Linked DNA regions of Homo sapiens: regions 1 and 3 are each linked to region 2. The links are chromatin loops, found by intact Hi-C in ENCODE. Cell type or tissue: Panc1. All regions are shown on one strand. Links, peaks and the distances in the headings refer to the core of each region. The heading gives the core; the rest is flanking DNA. Region 1 overlaps LOC105377714 (a long non-coding RNA gene). Region 2 overlaps SLIT3 (slit guidance ligand 3). Region 3 overlaps SLIT3 (slit guidance ligand 3).

The links. Hi-C counts contacts between places; a loop is a spot of excess contacts. Peaks named below come from ENCODE experiments on the same cell type or tissue, not always from the same donor. Only the 100,000 strongest peaks of a DNase experiment are listed, where the experiment ranks them.
Region 1: a loop joins it to region 2, with 7 times the contacts of the local background. A loop is called at or near these places in 48 of 110 quality-filtered maps.
Region 3: a loop joins it to region 2, with 13 times the contacts of the local background. A loop is called at or near these places in 44 of 110 quality-filtered maps.

The regions. Positions count from the first base shown.
Region 1 is chr5:169,544,033-169,555,007 of GRCh38, forward strand. The region is part of intron 2 of LOC105377714 (a long non-coding RNA gene); the gene reads right to left. The region is part of intron 3 of LOC105377715 (a long non-coding RNA gene); the gene reads left to right. It also overlaps the pseudogene RNU6-477P. Among named protein-coding and RNA genes, the nearest start is that of SPDL1, 34 kb to the right of the region's middle. In Panc1, for the core only: CTCF peaks have their summits at 4,483 (motif pointing left) and 4,695; a DNase peak (open chromatin) is centred at 4,439; H3K27ac peaks cover 3,574 bases.
Region 2 is chr5:168,981,895-168,992,869 of GRCh38, forward strand. All of the region lies in intron 4 of SLIT3 (slit guidance ligand 3), which reads right to left. Among named protein-coding and RNA genes, the nearest start is that of SLIT3-AS1, 26 kb to the right of the region's middle. RefSeq lists an enhancer at 2,351-2,932. In Panc1, for the core only: CTCF peaks have their summits at 5,859 (motif pointing right) and 6,089; a DNase peak (open chromatin) is centred at 5,857; H3K4me3 peaks cover 210 bases; H3K27ac peaks cover 2,047 bases.
Region 3 is chr5:169,192,966-169,203,940 of GRCh38, forward strand. It overlaps SLIT3 (slit guidance ligand 3), which reads right to left. Exons shown (of 36, transcript NM_003062.4): 4 at 514-585. Among named protein-coding and RNA genes, the nearest start is that of MIR585, 65 kb to the right of the region's middle. In Panc1, for the core only: CTCF peaks have their summits at 4,572 and 4,779; a DNase peak (open chromatin) is centred at 4,655.

The sequences.
Region 1 (10,975 bases), core at 1,069-9,068, 560 kb after region 2:
AGTGAAACGTTTGAAAACCATTGGTATGGAAGATCTCGTATCTGTAAGTCTCACTGCGAAGCTACTGTTCTGGCATTCTGGTTCCTGATTCAGAGGAGCTACACATCTCTGTTGTTTCATCCCACTGCACCCTCAATGCAACATAGAACTACATCAACTATTTTTTTTCTACTTTCAGGTGAGACTGCACCTGTCAGCTCAGAAAAAAAAAAAAAACTATTTAAAGCCCTATAGTTAAGAAAATTCCCCATATATAGTTTATATTTTGTGTCCAGGCATTGTAGATTGTATCTTTCTGGCCAAAGTAGAGAATTGGAAAAATTATTGAACTAGTTTAAGCAAAACACATGTCAGATGACCCAGGTAATTTCCAGAAAAGCCAATGTTTTCTCTGAATTAGAGTACTCGGACAATTGCCTCAACCATGTGTATTAGTTAGGTCATGGAGACTGAAACTGTGTTTTCACAACTAAAATGACTACAGTTGAACCAGCCATGGAGGCCTGTCTCAAAAACAGAATTTTGCTGCATCACTGTGGATCAAACGACCCTTAACACAATCAGTTGTGGGGATAGTAAAGCATATTAATTTCATTGTCCTAAAGCAATTTAACCATATTACATAGATATGACTAACATTAAACTTTTTCTCCCAGTTTCATTTTATAAGATAGCAAAATGACTAATCAACCAATTGTCTAACCCAAATGATAACAACAGCTGACTTGACATTTTTATTTAATTGATGGCAAATCTGCAATTCTTTTAGATAGTTATATTCTAGGTGCTGCAAGCTAAGATTTAGCCTTCTTAATTATTTTTTGCTTTTTTTTTTTATAACCTCACATTTGCCTCCTTCACACACCCTGCTTAGATGACTTTCAAATAAAGCTAAACTCCCCCATTGGATTGCTGTCTATGGGCTCTTGCCCATGTCTTTTCTGTCTGAAAATGAAGTCTCTCTTCTCGCTTACCTTCTGAAAATCTAATATTGACCTTTTTTGTAAGGTGAGGCATCCCCTAATCATACCTGGAATCCTGGCCACCACAATATCATTCACTTCAGAAAATAAATACAAACTAAATATGACTCCAGATTTAAATGCAGAAACTTGAATAAGCACCACAGATTGGAGTATTTGGCTTTATTTCTTGCTGTGAGTCAGAGCCAGGAGGTTCCCATTAAGGTGTATATGAATTATATTACTCCATGCTGAAGTTTGTCTATAACGTAATGTTGTAAGGCAGCCAAGTTCTTCCAGCAATCTCATGGACCAATATTCAAAACATATCAGTATCTCATTAGATCCTTCATTTTACAAAAAAAAAAAAAGCTTTGCATTCTACTTAGCAAGCTATAGTTACATAGATATTTTGTTTTAGGGAAAAGTAAAATCCGTTTTAAATAAGCTTATTACTTCCATTGTATTGGTACCTATCAGGTTGTCACATTCATCTGGAACGAGTTGCCATGAAAAGAGGAAATAAATGCATAGAATTATGGATGGAGTGTACTTTGATATAGTTCAAAGAAATAGGAGGGGCATTTTCAGGGAAAATTTGTTCTACATCCCCATTACTGTCCTAAACCAGCAAAAAATTCCTTAAGCTAAGTCACATGGCAGGACAAAAACTGTTCAAATAAGCTCAAACCATGAGGAAAAAGGGCAACAAGTATTTTCTCTTCAGCTTCAAACTTCTTTCTTTTCTTCTTGCTCCTCTCTTTTAAATGAATCCTTAAGAATTTTAGGCAAATATATATTTTAAAAAGTGCTGAATTCCAAAATATTTAATAATGGAAGAAAAGAGTTGACTGCTAATCCCCTCCCACATCTACTCCTTATTCTTCAAAAGCCACTTCAAATGAGAACTTGTGAAGACAGCCTCATCAGTAAGTCATCTCTCACCCTAGTGAGTCACCACCTTCAGAGGTGGATGACCTGGTAAGATGAAACATACTGAGATTCAAAAGCTCCCATGGACTGATGGTCCCAGCACTATAGCTGGAAGGTCCCTTTTCTTGCCTTTCTTATGCTGGTGTTCTATGCTAAAAAGAGAGTGATTATTTCATCAACTCCAGAAGCGAGACATGAAGAATTAGGGCTGATAGAACTTGGAACTAAGGAATATAATCACGTTTTCTAGGAAGAGGAAAGGAAATAAACACACTGAAAAAGAAACCCAGCACAAAACAAAAAATTAACACGAATGTATTAAACCTTTAAAGAGTGTATTATTGAGAGTCCTTGAAGAAGTAAACCTGTATTCTCCATGGCCATTGAGAAAAATAAAATAAAATGGCATTGACATATACCTGGAGAAGACAAGTTATATATTAAGCAACGGTTCATGATCAGGCAAGCATCTTCTTCCAAATAGGTCTTTAAAATTGAAATAATGATCATTTCTTGCTCTGAGCAAGCCAGTGAATGAAGTCTGTAGCAGAACCAGTGCATCATGTTTTCCTCCTCTTCCAACCTATTTCGTAAACTCTCACTACTAACTGGTGACAAATGGGTTGGTCCTTGTGTGTTTTGCTCCCATCAAATGTTGCCATGCATTTTCTGTTTGCACATGCCTTATGTCTTCTACTAGTTGGAGAGCTTTTGAAGGAAATAACTCTGGTCTTGCTCATCTTTGCAAGAGTATGCTATGGAAACATCGTTATTAAAGTTTCAGTTTATAAAGCAATATAAGGCAAAAGTCTTATCTGGCCAAATCATCCTTGGAAATTTCTTAGAAAGGGGCAATTTGACAACCATGGGTCATTAAGTCCAACATGGCCAGTTTTCTCTCAGTGCTGGAACAGGCCAGTGTATCATTAAATCCTTTATTTTTATGAAGCTTTACATTCTACTGGTTTTGGTTGACAACCAGTTGGCTGGTGAGTAGGCTTATATTGTTTGAAAATATAAATATAAACATGAGTGTTACGAGATGTCTCAACCATGAAAGGTACACAAAGTGTGATACTGGATAAGAAAAGAGAACATTGCTGTCTCTCATCTCATGCTTTTTTTTTTTTCTTTTTCTTTTGAGATGGAGTCTCACTCTGTTGCCCAGGCTGGATACAGTGCAGTGGCGCGATCTTGGCTCACTGCAACTTCCGCCTTCTGGGTTCCAGCAATTCTCCTGCCTGTCTCCCTAGTAGCTGGGACTACAGGTGCATGCCACCACACCTGGCTAATTTTTGTATTTTTAGTAGAGATAGGGTTTCACCATGTTGGCCAGGCTCGTCTCAAACTCCTGACCTCAACTGATCCACCTGCCTCAGCCTCCCAAAGTGCTGAGGTTACAGGCGTGTTCCTGGCCTCTCATCTCATTCTTACTGCAGTCAGGATCCCATCAGGAAAACAGAAACAGAAATCATGCCAAGTGTTTCAAACAGAGGTGATTTAATATAGGAGATCAGTTATACAGAGTCTGGAGGGCTGAAAGAGAAAAAGAAAAAAAAACAAACAAAAAATGGTGTTCAGGTACCTCTGGTATTTGTAGTATAGAAAGCAGCTAGGATTCTTAGGGCTGGAAGATTAAAAAAGAGTAAATAGTGTTACCAGGACACCATTTCTTGGGGGAAGGGTCTCCACAGAGCAGATTTTCCAACCACCAATGTGTCACTGCACAGCTGGCTCAGCAACCTCTGAGGAGATGTCACGTGATTGCTACTTGGACTCCAGTGGTGAGTGCTAAGAGGGAACGTGGCAGTTCCTACTGGTACCTCTGAAGGAGCCACTGTGGAACTAATGCTGGAAATGCTAAAATAAGCTGGAGTCCTACTTGAGTGCTACTGATGGAAGGACTTCGACCAGAACTGAAAACAGAAAGAGCATCCTTCTACCCTCCTATCACCCTCTGATTTCCTGCCAGTGCCTCCAGTCGGCAGAACCTAACCAGAAGCTAGATAGCAAAAAAGTCTGGGAAATGCAGTCTGCAGATTCCTGCCTCCAGTGTCACAGAGCAGAGTATAAAAGCCTGGGCTTAAGGCTGAGAGACAGACAGTAGGTACAATTACTCCGAGGCACAAATTCATTGAGTGAAATAACAGGCAGAATTTCCTACAATATTTATATTATTTTTCTTTCATTTTTTTGCCATAGTTGAATTCCAGTAAGTTAAATGTATGCATGCTATGAATTCACTTTTTCTTGTAATCCCATAGTTCATTAGCCCAATACCCTGCTTATAGCATGTGATTAATGGAGGTATTGAATGGATAAATGAATGCCTTTTTGGCTTTTTGGTGCTAAGGGGATTTTTCTCTGATTATTAGTCCTGTTTAACTGCCATTGAGAAATGAGTCTAGAGAAAATATATAGGAACCTAAGGGTAAACTTTGCTGTAATTCACTGACATTTCAAATGTACCTATCCAAACAGTTCAATTGGTTTCTATCCCCGGCTATCTCCTGTAACTCTCTACCTTCAGTTTACTCTGGAAAATCTCCACTGCAGCTAGCTACACTTGCATAGCCTAAGAGTGACATCCAGTGGCTTATAACTTAACCACTCATTGTAATACATCTGGAAATCTAACCAGCTCTCCATTATCCTTTCAAATAAAAAGGAGGACAATATATAAAACTCTTAACAGAAGATGATACTTAGACAATAGTTCATTAGATTTACTTTGGGAGATTATTAAAATAGATTTGCCTATCTAGTTGTTTGAGATCTCATATTCAAGTTCATTTGTCTTTTTTCCTTTTCTGAGCACATGTCTGTTATAATTCCAGTGATGTCTGCCAATGTCATAGGCTGGTAGATAGAAAAGGAAAGTGGGGATAGATAGGACCAGGACTCAGAGAATTAACTGACTCTAGACCTGGCTTCCAAGACTAGAGGCTCATTACTTTAGGCTACCAATATTGGAAGCCTAAAAGAATGTGGGAAAGTCAGCCTAGATCCAAGCTTGAACTAATATCTAAAGGTTCCCAGTCTGGTCGTAGAGTCTGTCTGTCTAGCATTCCAGGCAGAGACGATCCTTAGCGTTAGGTGGGCTCTTCACTCATGGTCCCACAGGATCAGGCTACTCCAGGAGGATTCCTAGTCAGCAGCTGGAGCAAGGGAGCCTGGGATCAGCAAAATGTCACGGCAGCAATAAGTTGCCGTGTCTCAAGTTCAGGATGGTGCTGTCTCAAGTTCAGGATGGTGCTGTCTCAAGTTCAGGATGGTGCTGCATTCAATAGCAGGAAGCTGAAGGTGATTTTTATATGGAGCTCATGAAGTCAATCTCATTCTAGTATAGACACAGTCTCAAAAAATAAAGCAATTCCATATATGTTTTAAATTCTCCCCTTTCTTTCAATAGAATAGTCGAAGAAACCAATAACTTCATCATAACATCTCACACTTAAATGAACTAGGAATCTCTGTTTAGATGGACCTTAGCCTAAAAAATACTACCAATTCAGAATTCACAGTAGTTTCAATATGTTCTCCTGCTCAAAGGAATTCATCTCAGACAAGCTCCTTCCCCATTTAATAATATTTTCCAGAGGTAACCCAGCAAAAATGTATTTATTTGTAAATATGCAGCAGTGACTTCAAATGAAACCTCATGGTGGCTATAGTTAGAACTATTCAGACATCTCTGTGATTTGGCTAGATTGTACTAAGAGTGACTCATGAATATAATTAATTTACCTTATGATGTCAATAGTGGTAAGAGATGTGTTGTACCTTCCTTCCACTTAATCAAATCCCACAGGGAAGTGAGATATATTTTTCAAACTATGAATTCTGTAAGGAAACAGTTTCCACAAAGTCTACTTGCCCATTACACCAAAGTGATGGGCAGGTTTAGTGTCTCCTATGGAAATTTCCATGCATTTTTAGAACATATGGAAACTGCAAGGCAGAGCTATGAAAATTCAGAGATGCTTACAACATCAAAACATTCTTTTCCTCAGTGAGAATGTGCTGTCATATGACAACGAGCAGGAGGAGGATAGTGAACTTAGCTTTTATCAAGGTACTTATTACTGTGGAAAATAGGAGGTCTCAGGAATCAGGTGTAAATAAGTTCAAAGTACAGACTCAAATGATGTTTTAATTATCAGTAAAAAGGGAAATGTTGGAAACTTAAATAGAAACTAGATGATATACATATTTCACCTTTTCCAATTAATCAATCTAACGACAGCTGGTTGGCCAAGAGAGTATAAGGTAGACTTTTCAACTAAAATAGATACATCTTTGTTAGTATTTTGTCTAGTGTTTTTTCCCCAGAAATGCTTTTGCTAGGACATCATATTTTAATAGAAAACAGATTATGTGTCTCAAATCTAATCAACAAATGCAAGAACTTTCACTTACCCCCTCTAGTTTATTGTCCACGGGCAGCCTGCCTTTGTGCTTTGTTTACTTAACCTTGTGCATTTCCTACCAAAAAGGAGAGCAGAAGAGATGGAATATATCTGGGAAATGCTCCAGAACTCGAAATGCCTGAGTGGCTTATTCTGTGTGATGGCAGACTTGGTGATAACAGAAGATACTATTTTCGGGAGACCCCTCAACATCTCCACTGCTGGTTCACATCTGACTGCAACTCACTTTACTGCACTCACTGCTCACTGGCAGAGCCCCCTTCGGGTGAGAAGACTTGTCCTCATAACCCCCTTGTCTCATGAGCAGGGAAGATTTTCATGGGGGAGACTCACAAGAATCTATAAAGAGGTCAAAGTTATATTGCAGAAATTGACTTTAACTCAGTGATAAGACTTTTGAATTAATTTCCATCTTTGTGGAGGGTGAGAAAGGTCATTAGTTAAATAGGCAATGGAGAGTTAAAATACAGGAAAAAATGTATTTGACTAAGTTGTAGGGTGGATGTAAAAATGAAAGGAGGCTTGTAACTGAATTTCTCTTAAACACCTGATTTAGACATTCTATATCAGTTTGCCTAAAGGACAAAGAACAAAATGCAGTATCAAATATTCATTAAAGATCCAGTAAAGCATAGATTGTTATTGAGGTATAAATAGAAAGAATATTTTCTAGGAAAGCAGAATACAATTCTACCTACAAGCTCAAATTCTGTTTTCTCTGAAAATTATCATGGAGTCAGGGTCTCACAAAAATGGTCCCTTTGTATATCCAGGTGAGGACTCTCAACTGGTTCCCAAGAAAGAGAAGTGTTCATATTAAATAACACTCGGTAACATATCCCCTTTTCACTCCATGCCTAAGGCACCCAGATATGAATTTCTGCTTGCATTTACAGCAAATCAAGATAAAAATACTTCACTGTTCAGATATTTTAGCTGTCTGTACCCAGTTAAGGCACCCATCTAAATGAGGCACTTAATATAGATATGTGTGACCTTGAACAAATGACATCTATGTTGAGTTTCAATATTGCTCAAAAAGTGAATATGTTGCAGTGGAAGGGAAAAACATAGTAAGACTAGTAAAAGCAAAATGAGTAAAGTTTAAAATTTTAGGAAAAAAAGTATAAGTTGATGACATCTTTGAATAAACAAAATAAGATAGAGAAGATGTGTTCATGTTCTTGTGACCACAAGAAAAAGCATAACCAACAGCACTATTAGGATTCAACCAACAAAACCTGAGGAGGTCCCAGTGAGAGAGAACTCTGGTCCCTACTCCCAATCCCCTGGGCAAAAGGACTTCCTAGGCATGCTAATTGCACCATTATAAGACAAGTCAAATACAAACGAAATAAACAGTAATTTGGGTCATAGCAACATCTGGACTAGCAAACTCCTTCTCAGAGACAAATCAGGGGAGGAGTATTGGAGAGTCCGGGAAACAAAGAATGAGATCACGGTATAAAAGATAAACTGGGTTTGAGGGCTCAGGCATTTCTCAAGTCCTGAAGACATACCTGTTATACCATGCTCTGAATTCAGTCATGGTCAAGGTAAATAATTAACCTAATGCAATAGGCCTCCTCTTACCTGAATGATAACACTGTGCAATGCGCATGTCTTTTGACCCAGAGAATGCATTTTTAGGGCTCTATCTTACAGAAATATTTGCAGATGGACACTTGCCATAAACAAAGATTTCCAGTGCAACATTATTTATAATAATCAAATTGGAGTAACTTAAGTATCCAAGAACAAGGGAATATTAAATAAATTATGGTATGTTTATATTAGGAGCAAAGTGGAACGAAGCCTCCAGAATTCGCCTGCTTGGGTTCATAGCTCAGTTCCACTGCTTACTAGCTGTGTGACCTTGGTCAAATTGCTTAGCTTCTCAGTGATTCTGTTTCCCTCAAATGTAAAAAGAAGATGATAAGATTTTCTTCTTTGTAGAGTTTTGCTGTGAAAATTAAATGAGGTACCACTCTTAAAGAGCCAGAACACTGCCTGACATAACAGGTACACAATTCATGTTAGCATGGTTGCTATTTTGAACCTACTATCATGTAGCATTTAAAAAGACTAGGGGTGCTCGCTTTGGCAGCACATATATTAAAACTGAAACAATACAGAGAAGACTAGCATGGTCCCTGCACAAGGATGACATGCAAATTCATGAAGCATTCCATATTTTTACAAGGGAAGTGAAGGACCTCTTCAAGGAAAACTACAAACCACTGCTCAATGAAATCAGAGAGGACACAAACAAGTGGAAAAATATTCCATGCACGTGGATAGAATCAATATCATGAAAATGGCCATACTGCCCAATGTAATTTATAGATTCAATGCTATCCCCATCAAGCTACCATTGACTTTCTTCACAGAATTGGAATAAACTATTTTAAATTTCATATGGAACCAAAAAAAGAGCCCGCATAGCCAAGACAATCCTAAGGAAAAAGAACAAAGCTGAAGGCATTACACTACCTGACTTCAAACTATACTAAGAGGCTACAGTAACCAAAACAGCATGGTACTAGTACAAAAACAGACACATAGTCCAATGGAACAGAATAGATAACTCAGAAATAAGACTGCACATGTACAACCATCTGATCTTCGACAAACCTGACAAAAACAAGCAATGGGGAAAGGATTCCCTATTTAATAAATGGTGCCGGGAGAACTGACTAGCCATATGCAGAAAACTGAAACTGGACCCCTTCCTTACACCTTATACAAAAATTAACTCAAGATGGATTAAAGACTTGAATGTAAAATCCAAAACTATAAAAACCGTAGAAGAAAATCTAGTCAATACCATTCAGGACATAGGCATGGGCAAGGATTTCATGATGAAAACACCAAAAGCAATTGCAACAAAAGGAAAAATTGACAAATGGGATCTAATTAAACTAAAGAGCTTCTGCACAGCAAAAGAAACTATCATCAGGGTGAACAGACAACCTGCAGAATGAGAGAAAAATTTTGCAATCTATTCATCTGACAAAGGTTTGATATTCAGAGTCTACAGGGAACTTAAATTTACAAGAAAAAAAACAACCTCATTAAAAAGTGGGCAAAGGACATGAAAAGACACTTCTCAAAAGACAACATATGCAGCCAACAAACATATGAAAAATAGCTCAACATCACTGATCATTAGAGAAATGTAAATGAAAACCACAATGAGATACCATTTCATGCCAGTCAGAATGGCTATCATTAAAAAGTCAAAAAACAACAGATGCTGGTGAGGTTGTGGAAAAAAAGGAATGCTTTTACACTGTTGGTTCAACCATTGTAGAAGACAGTGTGGCTATTCCTCAAAGATCTAGAGGCAGATATATCATTTGACCCAGCAATCCCATTATGAGGTATATATAGCCAAAGGAATATAAACCATGCTATTATAAAGATACATGCATGCTTATGTTCCTTACAGCACTATTCACAATAGCAAAGACATGGGATCAACCCAAATGTCCATCAATGATAGATTGGATAAAGAAAATATGGCATATATACACCATGGAATACTATGCAGCCATAAAAAGGAATGAGATCATGTCCTTTGCAGGGACATGGATGGAGCTGAAAGCCGTTATCCTCAGCAAACTAACCAAACACCGCATGTTCTCACTTATAAGCAGGGGCTAAATGATGAGAACACATGGACAGGAACATGGGTGGGAACAACACATTGGGGCCTATTGAGGGTGGGGTAAGGGGAAGGAGAGCATTAGGAAGAACAGCTAAGGGATGCTGGGCTTAATACCTAGGTGATGGGTTGATCTGTGCAGCAAACCACCATGGCACACATTTACCTATATAACAAACCTGCACATCCTACACATGTATCCCAGAACTTAAAATAAAAGTTGAAGGGAAAAAAAAAAGACTAGGATCCAACTACAGCTCCTCCCATGGAAAACTTTCTAAAGTATACTGTGAGGTAATAAAATGCTGCAAAACAATACGTAAAGGATGATCCTCTTAATTTTTTGAGTTCATGTAGGCAGATGTGCATCTGTATGTGTACAAATGCATAGAAGAGAGTGTGGAAGCACCAGGCAATAGCAACAATCATCTCTAGAGAAGAGAATGAGTAATCTGATGACCAGAAGACCTGAAAGGAGATCTTCACTTTCTTCCTCTCTGTATTTCTACATTTGGGGAGTTGTTTTACAAACCTACATCTATATGTTTGTAAAACATATGTCTACAGATACACATATCTACAAACATATATCTATATATGTTTGTAACACAACTCATTCATATATATATATATATATATACTTTTAAATATACGTATTTTTGAAAATCAGTAGATAAGTAAAGGATCAACAAGAACAGTGAAAAGAAGTCTGAACACGTGAATGTTTGCAGTGTTTCAAAAATCTGTTTCTAAGGAAAGGAGATGTAGGAATTCTCTGTTTATTAAGGTCAAGGGTCTAATACAAGGACAGGACTACAATGAGTCAGATGAGGTGCTGAGTATGAAAAACTTTAACAGGCACCCACCTTCAGGGCCATGACATGCACAACCCTTAGGCTTGGCACTGATCTAACCTTACACTGAAAATGTCACCAAAGTCAAAGCACCTGCTTCTTAGCAGCCAGTATTGCACAAAGCTTTTG
Region 2 (10,975 bases), core at 1,263-9,262:
ATCATTGCCAGTCCATGAACTGTTGATTACAGGTCCCTGAAGACATAAACACTGAAGTTGAGAGTATCTAAAAATGATGATAGCAATGTGACGTTGCTGCATTTGTGTACATGATATTAACCACCTATATATGATATTAACCACCACACTTTCCATGACCCACATGCACAGATTTGTAATTCTTTCCTTTCTTCTAATTATGTGCATTCTGATATTTTTTGAAATGTAATTTTATGCCTGTGTAATCTAATAATTAAATATTTGTGCTTCTATTCTGTATATCTGCTATGGTTTTTGTCCTGTCCACAACTCATGTTGAAATTCCCAGTGTGGCAGTATGGAGAGATGGGGCCTTTGAGAGATGATTCATGGATTAATACATTAACAGGTTATCATAGGAGTGGGACTGGTGGCTTTATAAGAAGAGGAAGAGAGACTTGAGCTAGCACACTCAGCTCTCTCTCCATGTGATACCCTGTGCCACCTAAGGACCCTTCAGAGAGTCTTGAACAACAAGAAGGTTCTCACCAGATGCACCCCCTTGACCTTGGACTTCCCAGCCTCCAGAACTGAAGGAAATACATTTAATGTCTTACAAATTAACCAACTCCAGGTATTTTGTTATAAGCAATAGAAAACAGACTAAAACAATATCTTTATTTCATTTTTCTAGTAAGTTATTTTTATAGTATTTTACAAATGTATTAGTCTATAGGTTGCAGTCTTTTAAGAAAAAAATCCATCTCCACACATAATTGGAGAAGCACTAAGTAGGTTTGGGCCTGTGACTCATGGGCTTAGTCCTCACAAAGTTTTTATTAATTAAGACAATCAAGAGTGGACTAGAGCTGACATTTGGGGTACAGCCTTGTCTCTGAACTAAAACTCTAGCTGAGTGGTGCTTCGAAGGATCATCAGGGCCTTGTAAGAATCTCTTTGGACTAAACTGATGGAGGGTTAATGGATTGAGATATTTCTGGAGTGTAATCTTGTTATTTTATGCCGAGGGACTCCTGTTGTACTGGCTCTGAGACCTTATTTCAAACACAATCATTATCCCCATGGTCCCTTGTTGCCTTGTAATTTCACTGAAACATTTTTAGTTTCTTTTGAGAAAGAATAATCATGTATTTTCCCATGTTATTGAAGTCATGGAATAGTTAAAACTGAAAGGCAAGAAGGGGTCATACTGCTGACCTGAAGACCTGGATGAATTGATGCTCCTGTCTCAAGCCACATTGCCATTCTCATTCAAGATGGATTTGAATGTCAAAAGGCTAAGTCAGATTTCCTGATATCTACTGGCTCCAGAAAACTTAGGGATCAAAACATCACTTTCTATACAATAAAATGCATCTCACTTTGTAGAGATCTCACAAGCTTTATCCCCCAGGTAAACTCCCCAAGATCACCTAAAGCCAGGGATTTCCCTGTCTGGTGCCAATTTATCTTTTCACATAAATCAGTAGCAAGTTAGTGCTACAGTTTTCTTCACCTAAGCCCTGCAATCCGTTCCCCTAGGATGGGAGAAAATATCTTCTTCATCAGAAATATCACAAATCCTCAGTGGGACTTTGATGTCTGGTTTCTCCGCAGCTAAGATTCTTTTGGGGTGGTAGCACACAGTGGTGGAGAAGGGCAGAGGCTGATGTCCATTCTTTGCTCTGTTCTAAGCTGTGAGCCCCGAGCAAAATCACATAAGTGGCTCTGTGCCTCAATTTCCTCATGTGCAAAATGGGGGAGCCTAACTCCTGCTATTATGGTAAATAAAAATTAAATTATAAAGCATTTAGAACAGTGCTTGGTGCACAGTAAACATTAGCTGTTATAATTATGTACTTATTTAAAACAGTATAATCTATTTCCAAAAGGTTTTTGGAGGTATGATACGAGCAGAGAAATCACAGCAAATTCTTCCTTTCTCAAAAGAACCAAACTCCCCAAATTTGAGTCTTAGGTTAAAATGACATTAAGACATCATTACTATCTTAAAAGGAGGCTAGAAAAGAAAAGAGAGGCCTGGCTCACGCCTGTAATCCCATCACTTTGGGAGGCTGAGGTGGGAGGACTGCTTGAGCCCAGGAGGTTGAGGCTGCAGTGAGCTATGATCATGCCACTGGATTCCAGCCTGGGTGAGAGAGAGAAACCCTGTCTCAAAATATATATATATTTTTTTTAATGGAAAAATAATGGATAAAATAAGTATTAATATAAATACTGTAAAATGTACTTGCAACAAACTAGAATATTACTTGATTTTGAAACTGAGTACCATAAAATTAAAAATAATGATAGAACTTTAGAAATTTTCAAAGGAGGAAGGAAAAGCAAATCTCAAGTAAATTAAAGTGCTGGTGAGCACGGGTAGGGGCAAGAACTCAATGTGGGGACTGGCTGGGCCCGTCGGTGCCTGATGCAGAGCTCCTCAAATTGCATCGCCCTCTTTAACAAGAGAACTGGTTATTCAATCTGCATTTCCTAAATGAGAACCAGCTACCCCATCTGAATTGCCCAAATTCAATTAAGTCACCTGGCATGCTTCCTGTCAATACCCTCTCTTTTGGCTCACTTTGTCTTTTAACCATTATCGCCTCTGATCATTGTGAAGTTAAGGGCCTCCAAGCTGTCTGTATAAGACCAACAACAGGGGAAAGCTTTTTCCAGCCCCACTGAAATATCAAGGTGAGGCTGCATGGGGCCTAATGACCTCTTGCTGTGAAAATGTCAGGGTAACTCTGAAAACCACTTGTGCCCTACTTTTCCAAGGAGAAGGGCCCCTTTTACACTGTTTTCTATGCTTTAATGGGCTACTTTCAGAATTTAGAGGCAAACAAATGTAATATAAGGCTGATTATCAGTTAAGTGTTAAACTGTGAGTTACAGGAAAAATGGATACATCACAGAAAAACATCCCAAACTTTAGTGGCCTTATCAACCCAGGCTGCTTGTTAAACACCAGATTGCTGCTCTCTGCACCTCCCATTCTGAATCAGGAGGTCTAAAGTAAGACCTCTATTTCTGCACTTTCAAGCATCCAGGTGATTATAATAATAAACTTTGAGAAGTAATGATCCAGAAATATCACACATAGGAGAGAAATGCTAAGAGGAAAGCAACAAGAAACCGGTAAGGGAGTCATCTAAAATTTTCAGGCCATTTCTTAGAATGACAATTACTTGACCCCCAACTGTGTTCTCTACTAGACATGAATTCTCTAAGATCAGGGATGTTCAGAGTTCCTTCCGTGGCCACCCTGGGCTTTGCACCTTGCAGGAAGAGTTCAATTCCTGGGTGGGGAATTAAACTGAACCTAAAGATCGCTTGAACTTTTTCCACAACTAGCCCAGGAGTCAGGACCTAGTTCCTTGTACCATCTGAACTGAGCCACGAATATGCCATCTTGGCTTCCAAGGTTATCCTGCCCATTTTTCTGGACTTCCTAAGATCTTGGATCGTCATATGAGATTGGGCTTCAGCAATCTCTGAACTGCCGTGGAGCAAACCAGATGCAAAGGCTTTGCTTCCGGCAAGGGGAGTCTGTGTCCTGGTGATGACAAACCAAGGAGAAAAGCAATCATGGTGCATGGGAACAACTGAGTGGTTGACTGCTTGCCTTCCCAGCACTTCTTTCCCTGTGTTTTACTGCAACAGCCCTCATTTTTATTTGCAGGTCCACTCCTCCCTAATTTCAGTTCCTATGCATGGTGGGCGCAGCATGTGGTCTGGGCTAAGGCAATTAGCATTTCTCATTCTCTGTCCCGTGACCATGCTGTAGCCAATGGGAGCAGATGTGCTCACAGGAATGCAGGGACAAAGACTCACCTTGAACCGGGAGGCTGTGAGGTTTGCAGCTGTGGTGGCCGTCTTGCTACAGTGAGGAGAGGGCTCCTCTCTGCAAATGGAGCCAATGCAGAAAAAACAAGAGAAGGAAAGGAGGGATGATGGCGGGGGGTAGGAAGAGAGATACAGAGACAGAGTATGGTGGTTGTATTTGAACCCCTGGTTAAATCATGCCTGGGAGTGCCGCACTCCCAAGCTTTTCAGACCCATAAGTCAATCATCTCTTTTTAAACTTGGGTTTGCTTTCCCTAAAACCTTGTGACTGAAAGGCACTTCATCATGTAGTAAGGCTTTTCAAATGAAACGTCCAGCCTCACGAAGAAATGCCTTCTATAAGGGGCTGACACTGAGTCTTCTCAAAAGGCATATGCATTCAGTTTACAAAATCAGAATATGTAATATACCTCATACTTTTCAGTTCTTTCATGTCTTTTCTTACGTCTGGTTCTCCCAATTCCCTGACAGTGCTAGATGCTAAGTAGGCAAATTTCATGACGTAGGGCAAAAATCACGATCCCTATATGATAGATGATGAAATGGAGGCCAAAAGGGGAGAATTAACCCACTTGAGATCGGTCAGTTTGTGAAGGAGCCATGCACCGCACTTCCCAGTGGTGTAGATAAGGGAAAGGAAATATTTGGACGGTGGCGCCCTTCTTACATGGCCTCCATAGCCCTCCTCTCCCTTTGGGTACCATGATGCTTTTCAGCTCACATTGGTACATTGGTAGCTGCAGGGAGAGGCTTCAACATATTTATCAGCGAAAACATCAGCATCCAGGCCCCCATCTCCATTCTCAGTGTCCTCGTCCATCCCACCCCTGCACGCTCTCTCCTTTATCATAACTTGCATGACCTGGACCATCCAGGCATGCTGTGAGCATGGCCCTCCCTTCCTGTGCTAGTGGGAGTTTTCTCCACCACAAGCAGTTTTAGCACAGGCTTGGAGTCAGAAGGACGTGGGTTCACATTGTGACTCCTTTATTATGAATGTGACCATGGGTGAGTGACCACCTCTCTACTGCTTAGATTCCTCACCTATAAAATGGGGGTCATAACAACAAAGACCTTGCAGGGCCTTTGCACATTAATGAGATACATATATAAAAAGCCTTTAGTGTGGGTTTAACTCATGATATACACATTGTTTACAAAGGCTAATATTTAGCCGGGCGTGGTGGCACGCACCTTTAATCCCAGGTACTCAGGAGGCTGAGGCAGGAGAATCGCTTGAACCCGGGAGGCAGAGGTTGCAGTGAGCTGAGATCATGCCACTGCACTCCAGCCTGGGCAACAGAGCGAGATTCCATCTCAAAAAATAAAAGAAGGCTAATATTTATCAAACACGGACTTGGCCAGCTTATTAATGGTCACTAAGCTGTAGCTCTCTCTGTTGATCTGATTCCTATCCATCCTTCAACAGCTACTTCAAATCCCACCTTCCCCTTAACCTGGAATCCTGACAACTCTAGTTCTCTCTCCCTCTTTACTCTGGATTCCACTGCTTTTGATGTCAGAGTCACTCCCTGCTTTGCATTCTTCCTTTATGTTCACCAAGTTAATCTCTCCCACATATTCACAATGACCTATTTCTCCCACCCAGACTATCTATGTGGTCCTATTTTTCTATTCACGCTAATCTCTCTAGCAGTATAGCCTAGTGGTCCAGACCATGAGCTTTAGGGCCAGCCAATCCTGGTTTCAAATCCTAGCTCTTTGCTGTGTCACCTTAAAAATGTACTTAACCTCTGAGTGTCAGTTTCCTCATCTGTAAAATGGTGATGATTCCTGCCTGTCAGGGTTGTTAAGCACACTATAGGAGATACTACATGCAAACTGCTAAGCGTATTTATCACATGCACACAGTAAAGCTCTACCCTTGGTAACATAATGATAGTCTTAGCCACACAAGCATCTAGCTCACTGCCTCGTACCCTATAGGAACCGAATTGATTTAAACCCAGAGGCATTTAGTCCTCTGTGGTTACCTGTACTTTCCCACATTCCCACTCATGGCCACAAGGTGGCAGCCCACCCATTATGGAGGAAGCTTTTATTTCCAGAACGGGAAAGAACGAAATGATTTCTTATGGAATATATAGATGACTTCTTTTTCGGTGTTAGGTAGGTGGGGGGACTGAATATCCTCATAGGCCCCTGGTTCCATTTTCTGTGAGTGCACTACCTGTACACATGGGACCACTGTGTCACAGCTGAAGCAGATCAAACAAGTCAACTGCACATTAAGGTGTTCTCTTCTAGGGAATGTGGCTGGCACCTGTCTCCCCCTTTCTTTCAGCCACACTCCATCAGAAAGCCTGCGGGGTTTAGAAACCTCCCTAGGCTGGGCTTCGCCATCCTGCACCTGTATTAAGGTGTCAGGGAGTCTGGTGAATGGACCATATGTGCACCTATGGTGACCATTTTGTCTGAGACTTTCTGGGTTTTAAAACGGGAAGCCCTGTGTCCTGGAAAATCCTTCCGTGCTAGGCAAACACAGATGGTTGCTCGCTCTAGGGCATCTCTGCTACATCTCCACTGTAACTCCATAGATATGGTTTCCCTTTTTTTCCCATGGAAAAAGAAATTGTGGACATGCAATTTCCCAAAGTCCTACAATTCCATAATTTTATATTTGGAAGGGAACACAGACAACACTCAGATCCTGCATGATGGGGAGAGTAGAATGGTCTTGCCCAGGTCACATGGCTGGGCTGGCAGGGAAGGACCCAGATCCTTGAGTCTAACTCTCAGCTCTTTCCAAGGGCTCCCGACCACTTGGAGCTGCAGGGTATAGAAGGAGGGTGTGTGGCTTCCTGGACGTTCCCTCAAAAGAGCTTCTGGGAAATAGCAAAACAGGGCAGAACTCAGGAAGACTGCGAGATCTAACTTAAAGCAAACTTCCAACCAAATACTTAGGGATGCAATTAACATGCATACGTTATATAAAAGGGTGAATGGGTGGGATTTAAATTTCACCTGGATGGAAAATCTTCACGGATCTCACTTTGGCACACTGGAGGAGAATCAACTAGGAGACCCCCCCCCAGGGGCAGGCAGCACTAGAATTGAGCCTCGAAAGCCTTCCTGGGTTTTGCCTCCAGAGAAAAGAATCAGCATCTCTCTCCTGGGATCTCCTTGGCACACCACTCTCCCCATCTCAGCCAGGCCAGCATTTGTCCTCACTGTTCACTGCAGAAAGTGAAAGTTTCTGGATGTACTTTCATTAACAAATCCTGCTAAAGCAAACTCCTGCTCTCAATGTTATTGGACATTTACATCTTCAGTCTCAACCATGGCACTAAATTAATTTGCCTCAGAGACACACCACTGAATTCAAGTATTTTATTAGAAAGCTACACCAAATACAGGAGCCTTGCAGAACAGAACAGAAAGAATGCCTCTTTTGCAAAGACATGAAAAGCAGGCAAATCCATACAAGACGGAATATGGTAAGCATACATCCTTAGGAAATGATCTTTTGTTTTGTTTTCGGTTAGGAATTCCCACAAAACAAAATTCTTATTAGTAACAAAAAGTTTAAAAAGTTGGTTTCCAAAACAAACTTGACAGGGAAGGAAAGCACCTATGAGAGGAAGGAACCACCCAAGTGATTCTTCTACAAAATAGAAGATGAGCTGCAAACTTAGGCACAGCCACCTGAAATGAATTTGCTGAAAACACAGCAGGAGACTTGCAGCAAACTTTCAGGTGGGATTTGCCACACTTGTCTCGCTCTTTGGGGTAAGGAGGAGAGCCCGAGCAGAGGGAGAATGTGAGGTGACAAGTTCCAGCTAACATCTCTGCATCTAATGTAATTCTGAAAGTTCTAAAGCGCGAACTAGTTGTATCCTAAAAGAGTGAGGCAAATCTGAGTGGTAACCAACATCCACCAGAATGGAAAATGCAGGCACAAACTAGTGCAAAGCAGGGCAAAGACCCAGGAAAGTAATTGGTAGTCACTGTTCCCATAGCCACCCTAAAACGAGAAGATCAGAGAGAATGAACAAGAAACGTAGAAAATCAGCTCAGAGATCTGGATTTTCACCCCAATGATGCCAGAAACCAGGATGGGACCTGAACAAGTTATTCACCCATCTGAAGTTTCATTTCCGTTTTCTGCAAAGTGAAGGGGCCAGGTTGAATGTCCCCTGAGGTCCCTTTTATCTCTAACAGTTCTGTGAATAAATATGTAGTTGGCACATTATAGTCAAGAGGTTAAGCTGAGTAAACAAGAAAGTCCAGGTTCAGCCATCAAAGTTCCACGGCCGCCTATCCTGCTATTCATGTGGGTTCAGGACAGGGCCCTCTTCTCAGGCCAAGCTGGCAGATTCCTAGTTCCATTCCCCTGAAGATGTGAGAGAGGATGGGATTGTCTAATGAACTCACTACAGTCCAACTGAGGCAAGATTTCTACATCAGGGTCCATCAGGATGTCCATCTTGCACCCTTGGCAATTGCAGCCTTGCAAAGCATAGCCACGAGCCACCTTCTCTTCCCACAATCTCTCCTCTCTTCCCTGCATCCCCAGTCAACAAAGGAGAGAGTCACAGAGAAGGGTGAGGGTGGGACAGGGTAAGAAACTCCAGCCCCAGCTCTAAAACCTTTACAGAAAGCCTTTGTTTGAATGCTAAACGTTTGTTTGTTTGAAGTGATTCAGATCCCGTGAGATCTTCTCAATTCTATTTCACTTTCACATGGCGGGCTTCACCTCTCACTCTACCTTTCATGACCACCTCACAGCCTTAAAAGCATTCTCTCAAACTTGATGAGAATAAAAAAATTTAAAACAATTATCTCCCTGCCCCAGCCCAGTGTCAAAACAGCATCATTCTAAAGGGAGAGTGAAGGGGACCCAGAGAGGTTATTTATTTTTGTCCTGTAAATAGAATTATAGGTTGAATAGAGCCTCTACATCAGCCAGGGGTCTTCAAACTCTTTTTAAAAGCAGGGGAACCTTCTGTCGAATGGAGTTGTGTGCAGGTACAGGGACCTCAGGCAGGTCCTGTCCCTCTTGGGTGGGTTAGTAATGTCCCTCAGCTGACTGCTGGGTCAGTCTGCAAGAACACGCTCCAGGGAGGTCTTAGAGAAAAACAAAACCCAATAACATTATGTTGTCCTTGGAGAATGCCACACGACAGCTGCCACGAGTAACAGCAGCTATCATTTATTGCCTGTTTGCCAAGTGCCAGACCCTGCACTAAGTACTTGTTTGCATTTGCTGCTTTCATTGGGCCACTGTCACCTTGTGGGATGGGAATGGTCATCTTCATTCTGTGAAGGGGGAAAGTGAAGGTCAGAAAGGTAAAGGAATTTATCTGACATCACACAGCTAGCAACTGGCACCGCTGGGAGGTGCTCTTATTAGATACTATACTAGAAGCACTTGCTTCCCATCAAGAATATCTAACTATAGTAACTCATAATAGCTAATGTTTTGGGGAGTGGTTATGATGTGCCAAGGACTCTGAACTGGGGGGTTTCATAAAGATTGTCTCTTTTTTTGTCCTTCCAAAAACCTTATCAAGCAAATTGTAGTTGTAATCCCATTTTTGAGCTAAGAACACTGAGGCTCAGAGGCCTCCAAAGGAGGAAGTGGTAGGAATAGAGTCTGAATTGCTCCAAGGCCTCAGCTCTCACCAGCATGGGGCAGTCACCTGCCTGGCTGGGAAGCAGGTGGAGAGCCTACAGCCCCAGGCTTGGGAGGGGACACGGGAGCCCCAGGTGCTGTGTGGGCCACAGCCCTCTAGAAGCTGGGCTGAGTCACAGGCATCACAAACAGTGGCTTCCCATGTTGGCCTCCCCACTGCCCCCACCACCCCCAGCAGCAAACCTGTAGGCAGGAGTGGGGAAATGCCAGCCTGGGGAATGCAGTGCCCTGGGGATCTATCAGGGAGGACGAGGGAAAGCCTCCCCCTTCTCTCAGAGGTTTTGCTCAGGATCCCCAGGAAAATTCTTTCAGTCATTCTGGCTGGCAATTGTTTTCAAAGGCCTACCCCAGAGACTGGAGAGGAGAAAGTGCCTGTCTCAGAATGGCCACCCTGGCTTGTCCATTACCATACAGAAAAACAGCCCAGACTCCACATTCGCCTCTAACCCACACATTTCCCTCTTGACGCCCAATTCCCATCAGTCTCTGACCCAGGAGCCTGGGGTGGGGAGCTGGGGTGGGGGCAACGGCAGACCCTTTCAGGGCCGGAGAGGCCCCCTGACTGGCAGGCACTGATTTTTTAATTTAAAAAGCAAAGTAAACAGCAATATAAAAGGGCCCATATAAGAACTCAGTGTGTAAGTGGGACCTGCCTCAGGCAAATTTTTCTAATTTTCCTGAAAACAAGCATTTTTACCCTTTGGCCCAAAGCCATTGCCTTTGCCATTGGACTTGGCCCCTGCCCCACCCCCTCTCCTGAGCCACCCTTCTGTGTTTGAGAAGCTGCCCCTGGCAGAAAAGAGAATGACCTCCTGCGTTTTAGTCAGACACTTCATACGGGCTGGTGAAGGTTTTTTGAGGTTGCTCACGCTCCCAGCCAAGGAGTCTGTGGAAATCCTTCAAAAAGTACAAGGCAGCCTTATGAATGGGGAGTGAGGAGCTTAATGACAGACGCAAGGACCCTCAACTACATCTGAAGGAGGAGAAAGAATTATGATGACCGAATCCTGTAGAATTCTGCTGAGGTTTACTTTTACTTTATGCGAGGGCTAATTAAGCTGGATTTATAAATAGGTTATTTATTTTTGTCTTGTAAATAGAATTATAGATTGAATAGAGCCTCTACCTCGGCCAAGGGTCTTCAAACTCTTTTTTAAAGCAGGGGAACCTTCTGTTGAATGGAGCTGTGTGCAGAACCACAGCATAAAAATGGAAGCAAAAGTTCTCTGGTCAGGTTGGAAAGGAAGGCCTGGGGTCCTGCTCAGGCCTGGAGGGCACCCATTTCCAGCGGCCATCTGTCCCCCTGCCCCAGTCCCTGATGTGTTCTGTGGAACCTCAGGGTTCCAAGGGACAGAGTCTGAAAGACATTGCTCTAAATGAATCTGTGCTGCATGGAATGTATTTTCCAGTCGCTGCCTCCAGGATTACTGAACATGGAGGGGGCGCTGTGGTCTCAAATCCCAGGTGCATTAGCATTTCCGTTTT
Region 3 (10,975 bases), core at 905-8,904, 210 kb after region 2:
ACACATTTCTTCCTTTTCCCACAAAATCATAAACCCCCAGACCCAGGGTTCCTAGACTGGCAGCGCTAGGAAGTGGGAAAAAGGCAGGAGCTGCTTCAACCAGCAAGGTGATGAGGTTGCCATGTTCGGTCCAAACCGTTGCCTTCTGAGACCACTGACAGTCTCGTGTGAATAAACCTATCTCAAACCCCACCTCAGGGAATTTACCTGAAGTAAGTTCAGACCCACAATCCATGGAAGCATCGCCTCCCTCCTTGCAAGGCAACGATGGACTACCACACATCACTAGTCCTCACTGGTCATGCAAGCCGCTGATGTCTGAGAGAAGGAGCAAGAAGTCAGGCCTGGAAGTGTTTGTTGGGGGTAGACGTCATGTCAAAGCCCTGCTCCAAGTCTCTATGTCAGGGCCTAACTGCCAAGCTCCACACGGCACGGCGCTCCACAAACCACATCCTCCACATCACCCAAGCCAGGCAAGGCACAAGGTAGAGAACACAAGGCAACTCTACTCACAGTCTGGTGAGCTTCGGCGTGCTCTGGAAAAGCAATTCTGGAAGGACTTGCAGCTTATTCTTGTTCAGGCGCCTAAAGAGGAAAGAGAATGGAAGGATGTCAAGGGGACATTAAACCAGATCAAACGTATTCAGATACCACTTTAATCAATCAGTCAATCAATCAATAGGCATTAAGAGACTCTCTACGTCTTTCAGTATGGGCTGCTCAACACATGTAAGGTATATTCCCTGTTGGCGGGGCTTAGAGTCAGGTTGGGAATGCAAAGCAAAGGTCAGTCAAAAGTAAAAATACAGCACATGCGCTGTGCTGCCACACCTCCATCAGTCTTGGAGAGACATCACTAATGGATCACAATATTCCTTCCCATGGACTCCAGACAAGACTTTTGAACTTTTCTCACCATGAGCTTCGTGTAGCTATTACTGAGTGATGAAACTGGCATGTGAAATACACACCTAAAAACATAAATGGGCCAGGCACGGTGGCTTACGCCTGTAATCCCAGTACTTTGAGAGGCTGAGGCAGGCAGATCATGAGGTCAAGAGATCGAGACCATCATTGGGCAACATGGTGAAACCCCGTTTCTAATAAAAATACAAAAAAATTAGCTGGGCATCGTGCTGCATGCCTGTAGTCCCAGCTACTTGGGAGGCTGAGGCAGGAGAATCGCTTGAACCCAGGAGGCAGAGGTTGCAGTGAGCTGAGATCGTGCCACTGCACTCCAGCCTGGCGACAGAGCAAGACTCTGTCTCAAAAAAAAAAAAAAAAAAAAAAAAAAAAAGAAGAAAAAGAAACCTTAAATGAAATATCAGAGGAAATATTCAGGATCCTAAACAGTGATTGTGGGAGCAGATAGTAGTTGCTTCAGGAACAAAGAAGAGGGCATGGCAGATCACCTTGGACTGAGGAACAAAATGGAATTCTGGCCATCTTGGCTCTGTGGACCAGAGTAGGATTCCATTGTGAGTTTTGTGGGTCCTTGGCAATTTTGCCTTTGTGGGCTGCTTTCTACATCAAATTTTTTTTTAATATTACATTTTATAACTATGTCGGTATAAATGCAAATATATTATTACATAACATTTCTACCCAAAAGTTCATTTTTGTCTTCCAATATTAGAAGAAATTAAAACATTTTCATGGGCCCCTAACAGTATTGTAGACCCTTATCACCATCCCTGGAGGTGGAGAAGTAGGCCCTGGGTCAGGGACCAAGGTCTGGGCATGAGGTATGGCTTGTGGCAAAATCTGCCCAGTAGGGATGGCTCACATTGGATGTTGGCCAACGGAGCCAGTTTCTCTTAAGCATGGTCAATGCTAAACACCCACAGAAAGGCTACCTGAGTTTTTAAGTGACACAGAGCCATCATTATGATCTCCATGAAGGCTGCTTTCTTCGGAGCACTGGGCCAAGAGAGACGCCCTGCTGCATGCTAGCCCCATGCCCCTCTGCCCTAGTGAGTTGACACAGCCTAGCAAGGGAAACAGGAAGCCACCCAAACCATGATTAAAGCATACACCCCACAGTCCCCCAGAATCTTTCAGAGCCAAAGAGCAGTTCATAGCCTGGATGAATTTTTCTACTTAGAGTGAATTGAGTATGGCCTATTACATGATGTAACTATATGATCCCCATCTGAGAGCTAAAGCTAACTAAGGAATAGAAAAGGTGAGCTTCTCCCTAGCTCCTGGCCCCAAAGCCCTGGCCCCCTTCCCCTGCCACCAAGCAGACATGATTTCCTATTTGGGATTTTGCTCCCATTTCCCCCCTTTCTTCCTAGGTCTATGGACAACAACTTTAGAGGGATGAGCGACTAGAAGGAGGTCAAGCAGGACAAAGCATGTGATAGAGAAGCATTGAAGACTTCACATATAATAAGCCCACTGTCAAGAGGGTGCTACTCAGCCTGACAGCCATGCAGCGAGTGGGTAAGCACTGGGCAGGGAAGCCATCCACGAGACTCCTGATGAGGAGGAGGCAAGGAGGAAAGGCTGGAAAGTTGGATAAGATAAGCTCTAATTCCCTGGCCACCACTGGGGCTGACTCTTGTTTTGTTTTGTTTGAGACGGAGTCTCGCTATGTTGCCCAGGCTGGAGTGCAATGGTGCAATCTCGGCTCGCTGCAACCTCCATGTCCCAGGTTCAAGTGATTCCCCCACCTCCGCCTACCGAGTAGCTGAGATTACAGGTACACACCACCATGCCTGGCTAATTTTTGTATTTTTAGTAGAGACGGTTTTCACCATGTTGGCCCGACTGTTCTCAAACTTCTGACCTCAAGTGATCCGCCCACCTCAGCCTCCCAAAGTGCTGGAATTACAGGAGTGAGTCACCGTGCCCGGCTGAGGGAAGCCTGACTCTTACCCCAGTGCTTTTTATTTTTAAAAAATTGCAGTAAAATCACATATCATGAGATTTATCTTCTTAGCAATAAAAAAACTGTACACTAAAAGTGTAGTTAGTTCAGTAGCGTTGAGTATATTCACATCATTGAACAACTAATCTCCAGAACTTTTTCATCTTGCAAAACCGAAATTCTGTCCCTGTTGAACAACAACTCCCCATCCCTCCTTCTCCCAGCCCCTGGCAATCACCGTTCCACTGTCTGTCTCTGATTTTGCCTGGTGCTCTTTGACCACTGCCAGTATCTGCTTTTTGTGTGTTCCCATCACTAAAGTAGAAAAAAAAAAAGAGGGGGACTCCAGGAAGAGGAGGATGAGGCAACATCTATTTTTATGTTTTGAGTAGTTCCCATGTACTCAGCGATAACAGGTGGAAGCCGTTGGAACTGGAGAAGGCTTGATGTGATGTATGTGGGATTCACCGGGGCTGGGCACAGGTCTGGCTATATTGTGCTCTTGCTGTGGGATCTGAAGCAAGCTATCTAGCCCTTTGGACCTCAGTTTCAGATCTGCAAAATGGGTTACAGTGAGTCTTAAATGACACAGTGTCTACGCAAGCGTTCAGCACTGCAATAAGAGCATGACAACAGTGATGATAATGGTATGGATTGAGTTCTACATGCATGTCAAACGCCATGCCACGTGCTACACAGGCAGGATCATAACTGCAGCAGTGCTCATGGTAGGTGTCATTATTAATCCTGTCTCATACAGAATGAACCTGAAGCCTGGGGAGGTCAAGCCATCCCCAAGGCCACAATGTCAGGAAGTGGTAGTGGCAGGATTTGCACCCAGTCGGTCAGACTCCAGAGCTCTAGTTCTGAACCACCATGCTACTCAAAGCCTTTCAATAAACAACAGCTCCCTCTCCCTTTCCCTTTCTTAATTTTTCTGTTTCTTTTCATCCAGAGTTGCCACTTCCTCCAACCCATCCAAGGCAATGAACCACCCTGTGTACATTGCCTTCCCTGGAAAGGAACTCTCTTGGAGGTCCCTAAGGCAAGAACTGAGTCTCTATGTGGGTCTGTCTGGAACCACCCTCTATTGTCACAACTGTACAAAGTCTTTTAAGAGTTATATTCAGAGAACCAACACTCCATTCCAGGCAAAAATCCTAAAACCCAGCTTGCTGCTGTCTTCAGTGAGTAGGGTGTTCGGTTTGCTGAAAACCCTAAACCAGAGTTGAAGCTAAAAATAAAACCAGCTTGGCTCCAAGGCTCCTGGAAGGGAAGGAATCATTTTCAGTTTTTTGCCGGTATTTGTGGCTGGACAAAAATAAAAATATAACTAAATTTAGCCAATTGTGTGCTGCCCACTGCTTCATAAACCCTGAATGAGGATTCTGGGACAGATGGGTGGGGCTCTGCTCCCAAAAGCCTTGGGACCTTTCCACTTAAGCTCGAGCAGGTCGCCTGCTGGTTCTCAATATCAGAAGGAGCTAGATACTGTATTTCCAGGTAACTCCAGGATTTACTCATATTTACTGAGTAAATATGGGCCTGGAAAGTCTTCCTTGAAAAGATGATGAAGGCTCCAAGCTGCATAAGGTACACTTCCCATGTGGCTTCTGTGAAAGCAGCCCCTCAACAGGAAAATGAACAGAATGAGACATGCTGTTCTCCTGATAAACAGGTAAGTGCCGGGTGCAGACAGTGGCTATTGGCCATGGTACACTCATGCCATCTGCTGTTCTGTTACTCTGGGTCCAGAGGTGGAGATCTCCTGCCATAGTTCAAGCTGGAAGTAAATCCATGATTACTGAATGGAGAACAGGACTGAATGGAACTCATATGAGGACAGAACTGAGGAAGTCAGCAAATGAGATGTGGGCCAGGGCAATGACAGGATAAGGCCTTCCTAGGTATTCCCTCTCCCACTAAGATCAAAACTCCTCAGCTTTCCTGATGCAACAATGGGGAGCATAAAGGTAAAAAAAAAACCAACTGGCTGCTGAGTTGCAAAGCCATACTGCTTTTCAGCCTGAATTGAGAAGCACTAAGAAATAGGCCCTTGTCTTTGTGGAACCACTAAAGGCCTTTCTAGATGTACCTGGGTGTAAGATATAAATAGAAGTTTTTGCCACTTCATCGAACCCATCCATGTATCCATTCAACCATTCATCCATCCAACTGTTCATTTATCTGTACATCCAACCACCATCCATCTATGCATCAACCAACCCATCTACCCAAGCATTCACTCATCCGTCCAACCACCATTTACCCATCCATCCATTCTTTCATTTCTCCAGTTTTTCAATATGAACATACAAAAATGAATAAGATACAGCCCCTTCTTTTAAAAATGTCATATGCTAGTGAAGAAGACAGACCTGAAAACAAAAAATTGCCATGTTCTTGAAAGCGAAGGTGTCGTGGGAACACAATGGAGCAGCAGCTAACCCAGTCCTTGTTAAAAGAAGGCTTCCCAAGGAAGATGGTTTTGAGTTTAGTTTTAAAGGATGACTAGAACTCTTTAGGAGACAGAGGTGGAGACTTCTAGACTGAGAGAGCAGTATGTGCTCTGTACTCCATGGAGGGCCAGGAGACAGGAGCATTTGGGAAGCAGGCTTGCACTGCTAGAACACAGAGGTGACCTGCGAACACAAGTGATGAAGGTGTACAACTAGGCAGCAGTCATACCACAAAGGGCCTTTTTATCCATAATAAAGAATTTGGGTTTGGCTTTTTACAGATAGTAAGAGGGAGCCAGAGAAAGGGTTTGAGCAAGGGAGTGATAATCTGGTTTGAATTTTAAAAAGTTCTCCTGGCCGGGCGTGGTGGCTCATGCCTGTAATCCCAGCACTTTGGGAGGCCAAGGTGGGCAGATCACGAGGTCAGGAGCTCGAGACCAGCCTGGCCAACATGGTGAAACCCCGTCTCTACTAAAAATATAAAAATTAGCTTGGCATGGGGATGCACATCTGTAATCCCCGCTACTCGGGAGGCTTAGGCAGGAGAATCACTTGAACCCAGGAGGCAGAGGTTGTGGTGAGCTGAGATCACACCACTGCAAGCCAGCCTGGGCAACAGAGCAAGACTCCAACTCAAAAAACAAACAAACAAACTATACACACACACACACACACACACATATGTGTGTATATTTATATATATATATATAAATACACACACACACACACACACATACATACATATACACATGTCTCCTGAGTAGCAGTAAGCCCAGTTTGGAGGAGGTTGAAATCGGAAGCAGGAAAACCAGTTAAAAGTGTTCTTGGGTAACTAGTGTCTCTGCATGAAGACCTAATTAAGGATAACAGTGCAGCTGAAGTGTAGGAGAGAGAGGTGAGGTATAATCGGCTGGGTTTTGTGACAGGATGTACGTGAGGATTGGTCTCTGCGTGAAGACCTGGTTAAGGATAACAGTGTGGCTGAAGTGTAGGAGAGAGAAGTGAGGTATAATCGGCTGGGTTTTGTGACAGGATGTACGTGAGGATTCAGGGAGTTACAGGAGTGCGGGTATGAAAAGTCGCTCCAGGTGGGGTAACTGATCAGTCAAATTACCAATCCCTAATGAGAGGAATAGAGAAGGGAGGAACACTGTGCGGAAGGTGGTGTGTTTAGATTCAGGATTTCTGCAATGCTGAAATCTCTCAAATATGTTTTGACAGCTAATAGCAGTAGTTAGTAATAATACTAAAACCATGAGCCAGGCATTGTACTGAGCACTTTACATGCACTACCTCATTTAATCTCCATGGAAACGTTTGGAGGCCAGTGCTCTTAGCATCCCTATATTTAGGAAATACTGGCCTAAGAAGGTTAAGAACTTGCCCAAAGTCAAGCTTGACCAACGTGATAGTTGGTGGGACTTGAACCCAGGTGCCTGCTGCTAAGCCTGTGCTCTTACCTACTATGTGTAGTGAGAATTCTTAATTTAGCCCTTCATTATAAACTGTCTTATCATCTAAGTTTCAAGGACTAAGGGTGGGAAATACAACTAAAAAGTCCTTTGCGTCCCAACAGTAGCCAACACAGCATCAGGCACACAAAGAACCTTCCAGAAGGGCCTGCTGAATTTCATGAATAAATCAAAAGGTAGGAAAGGCCAGCTAGGGGAGCCTGATGAATCAATAGCCCTGCTGATCCGGGAAGTCACACTGTGTGAGGGTAAACAGGGCTCCCAGAGGGCCTGCCTACCTGAGTCTGTCTTCATCATTCAGAAACTTCTTAGAGACTCAGCTTTCAGAGGTATCAACCTCACTGACAAGCAAGGTGAGCAGGGCGAAGGGGTCACTACTTCCCCTCCCTCAGGAAAGGGAAGGGGTGAGGGGCCACTAGGGCCTGGGCATGGCCCACTGCACATCAAATCCCCTCCTTTCCTCAGGGAGCTGTGGGCTGTCAGCTGCCCAATCAGGCCCGAGGGAGGAAGAAAGTCAAAGTGTGCTAACCCCTACAGGTCACCAGGACTGCTTGCTTTAGTAATGAACTCAATTGTTTCCCCTTCCCCAGGCAGCTTCTTAGGCAGCCTGAATTCTTTCTCCGTCTACTGGTACTTTCAGAAACACTCACATGTCTCAACAACAAGAACCCAAGCAGCTTTGTTATCTAGTGCAAAAGCTCCAAGTCACCCCCAATGGAGAGAGGGAGAGGGACAATGCTTCCTGCCAGCTGCTGCTCCAGGCCAGCAAGCGCCAGGGATGATGACTACAGACTCCGGGCAAGGGCAGAACCAAACTTCACAGGCCTCAAACATCAGTTCAGAGATGACATCATCAACTATGAAGATGTACAGATGTCACTATAAATCGGGGGCAAAAAACTTGAACTCTGGAGAGTCAAAAGAGTAGAGATCCTTGATCTGGGGCTGTTCCCACTAGTTGTTTACTGTAGTCACTGAAGGCCTCTTACTTCCTTGGTTTCCTCACCTGTCTAACAGCCAATTCAGGCTTTTTTTTTCCTGCTATGCAAATTTTCATAATGCAAACTGGATGTAATCTGAGCAATTCAGCAAGGAAGCTAATTTGTGATGGTTGTTGGTTTATACCAGTGTCATGATCAGGAATGGTCCCCATATGTGGGGCAGGAAAGTCTAATGGCTTACAGACTCAATACCCAGGGCCATTTTAGTTGAATGATGCTATTCTTTGCCTTTGAGGCTTCCCTTTTTTGGAGGGACAAGCAGCTTCATTGAGATATAATGGAGCTTCCTTATAGTAAGTGTGGACCAACCCACAATTTATTTTGATGGCTTAGCTGCAAGTTGACCTGAGATTTGTCTTCCATGGTATTCAGTATTTGATCAATGACATTTAGGCTGGCTTACATCAGTTTTGAAATCAGTTATTTTTTAGTTTGTAAGTTCTGAAAGTCCTAATAGCAATTAAAAACCCCTTTATTTTTGACATTTCTATAGGAGAAAGAAGTTTGTGGTCATACTTTAAAATTCTGATCCCTAAGCAGTTTTTTTTACCCTCACTGAAGATGTTTGCAAGAACCCTTTTAAAAAATAACCTAAAGATTATTTTAGGAACACAATTATTATGTAATAGCAAAACATGTACCTCATGGGATATCTGAGAGGGCTGAATGGTTTAACATCTGTAAAGGGCTTTGCAATGTTTCTCAAGGGCTCAATAAGTGGTAGCTGTTACAGCTACTGTTATTATCAGTATAATTGTCCCTAGATGTCCCAAGAGGTTGGAAATTCAGGAGATTTATTTCTCCTTCATAGATGACTATATCAGTCAGCAAGGCAATAACAAATGAACTCCAAAATCTCAGTGGGTTAACACAATAAACACTTATTCCACACTCACATAAAGGGTTTGTTCCATATGGTATGATACCTTAGAGAACATGTGGCCTCCAAGGCTGCTGTGCCAGGGGAAGAGAAGGAAGGAGGAAGTACATCAGCTCTTAACTCCCTTGACCCAGCAGTGACTCATACCACTTCTCACATGATTGGCCAGAACTAGTCACATGGCACAAACCTAGCTGCAAAGGAAGCTGGGAAATCTACAGGAACACTTGGATATTTTGTTGAGGACTATCTTAACCACCAGTATGCCTTAAGCATCAAAACAGCACAGATCTCTTTGTCAGCCAGGTGCAGTGTCTCATGCCTACAGTCCTGGCACTTTGGGAGGCCAAAGCAGGAGGATTGCTTGAGTCCAGAAGTTTGAGAGCAGCCTGGGAAATATAGTGAAACCTCATCTCTACAAAAAATCCAAAGAATTAGCTGAGCATGGTGCCACACACCTATAGTCACAGCTACTCAGGAGGCTGGGTGGGAGGATTGCTTAAGCTTGGGAGGTGGAGGTTGCAGTGAGCCAAGATCATCCCACTGCACTCCAGCCTATGCAACAGAACAAGAGCCTATTTCAAAAATAAATAAATAAAATAAAATAAAATAAAAATCTCTGTCCTTGTCCATCTATCCATCCTTCCTTCCTTTTTTATGTTCACATAGGGCACTTACTACTATGAGCTAAGTGTTGTGTTAGGTGTTTTATCTGTATTATCTCACTTCGTCCTTAAAGAAACTCTTGAAGCAGACACTGTTACAGTCATTAAGATAAGGAAACTGAGGCACAGCAAGGTTATGTAGCTTTTCCAAAACCACACAGCCCAAACTTAAGGCTTGAACAGAGGTCTCTTGGACACTAAAACCTGTGATTTTAACCCCCTTGCCATTCTGCTTCTCTAACTTTTTGGAGCCTTGGTTGACAGAAGGATGCCCAATAATCCCAGCAGGGAGGATAGAAACAAGGAATATTTGCCGGCCATGCCTCTCTGGTTTCAGAAGAAGGCTATGAGAGTCTCAGGAAATCCTTGCCCTATTTATGTGGTTATAGAGAACTCTGGGAGCTTGGTCAGGATCACATCCTACTGAGATCCAGCTCAGGACTCAAGTATGAAAAGAAAACAAGCACAAAGCCCCCCCACCCCACCCCTGCCCGCAACACACACATACCAAACAATCTCTTTTGACCTTTCCTGTACCTCACATTGGATTACTTTTTCTCCAATGACATGGCTGTTAGGGAAATGTAGAGTACATAATGGCCTGAGCCTGCCTTGCCTCTGACCCCTGCCCTGGCTACTCCCATATGCCCCTGATGCCCACAAATGCCCCTGCATCCAGAAGATCTTGATTTCAGGAGAAACGAAGGGGGTGAGGGAGAAGATGGACAAGAGTCCTGTCTACACAGAGGTGGAAAATCACTGGTTCTGCAGAGAATGGGCCAAAAGGCACTGTGAGTCCTCTAGTTCCAGGATGGCTGACTCACAGGCCTAAGTAAATTTTGCCCAGAACAATGCAGGGGAACCCCAGAGGCCGTAGCCAATAGGTTGCTTTATCTAGGACTAAAGTCAAGGGCATGGGTCTCTGGGGAGCCCCAGAAGATTGTACAAGGGTATATATTAGTACACTAGGGCTCAGACTCCAAGAAAACATATCTAGGGTGGAAGAAAGCACATATTTATGCGTGCATGTGAATGTGCACACACACACACACACACACACACACACACACACACAGCAGATAATAATGTACATGCAAGTTAATAGTCATTTATAACTTCAGAGCTGGCCAGATCCATTTCAGGCAGTCAGACCACTTGGCAATCACCAAAGCTGCATCCCTATAGTGACCTCTTCCCCATGACATCTCACAATGCGGCCAAGAAAGCAGACAACTCCCCAGATTCAAGAATCACTCCTGGATCTCTTTTGAGATTTTCTACTCTTGCAGCTTTCCCCGGATCAGAGTTTTTGCACATGCTCTTCCCTTCTCTGGGAATGCTCTTTACCCTGCTACCAGGATAACAGCCGCAGAGGTGTTAAGAAGTAGTCAAATTCTATAAATAATTTGAGGGTAGAGCAGACAGGATTTGCTGATGGATTGGAGGCAAGGCAAGAGAGAAAAGGGGAGTCAAGGATGAGGCTGATATTTTGGCCTGTGCATCTAAAACTTTGGAACTACTGTTAGCCAAGATGGGGGAAGACTGTGGGTAGAGCAGGGGGTTGGGGGCAGATTTGGATATGTTAAATTTGATATGCCTACAAATATTCCCAATTATAGATGCCCA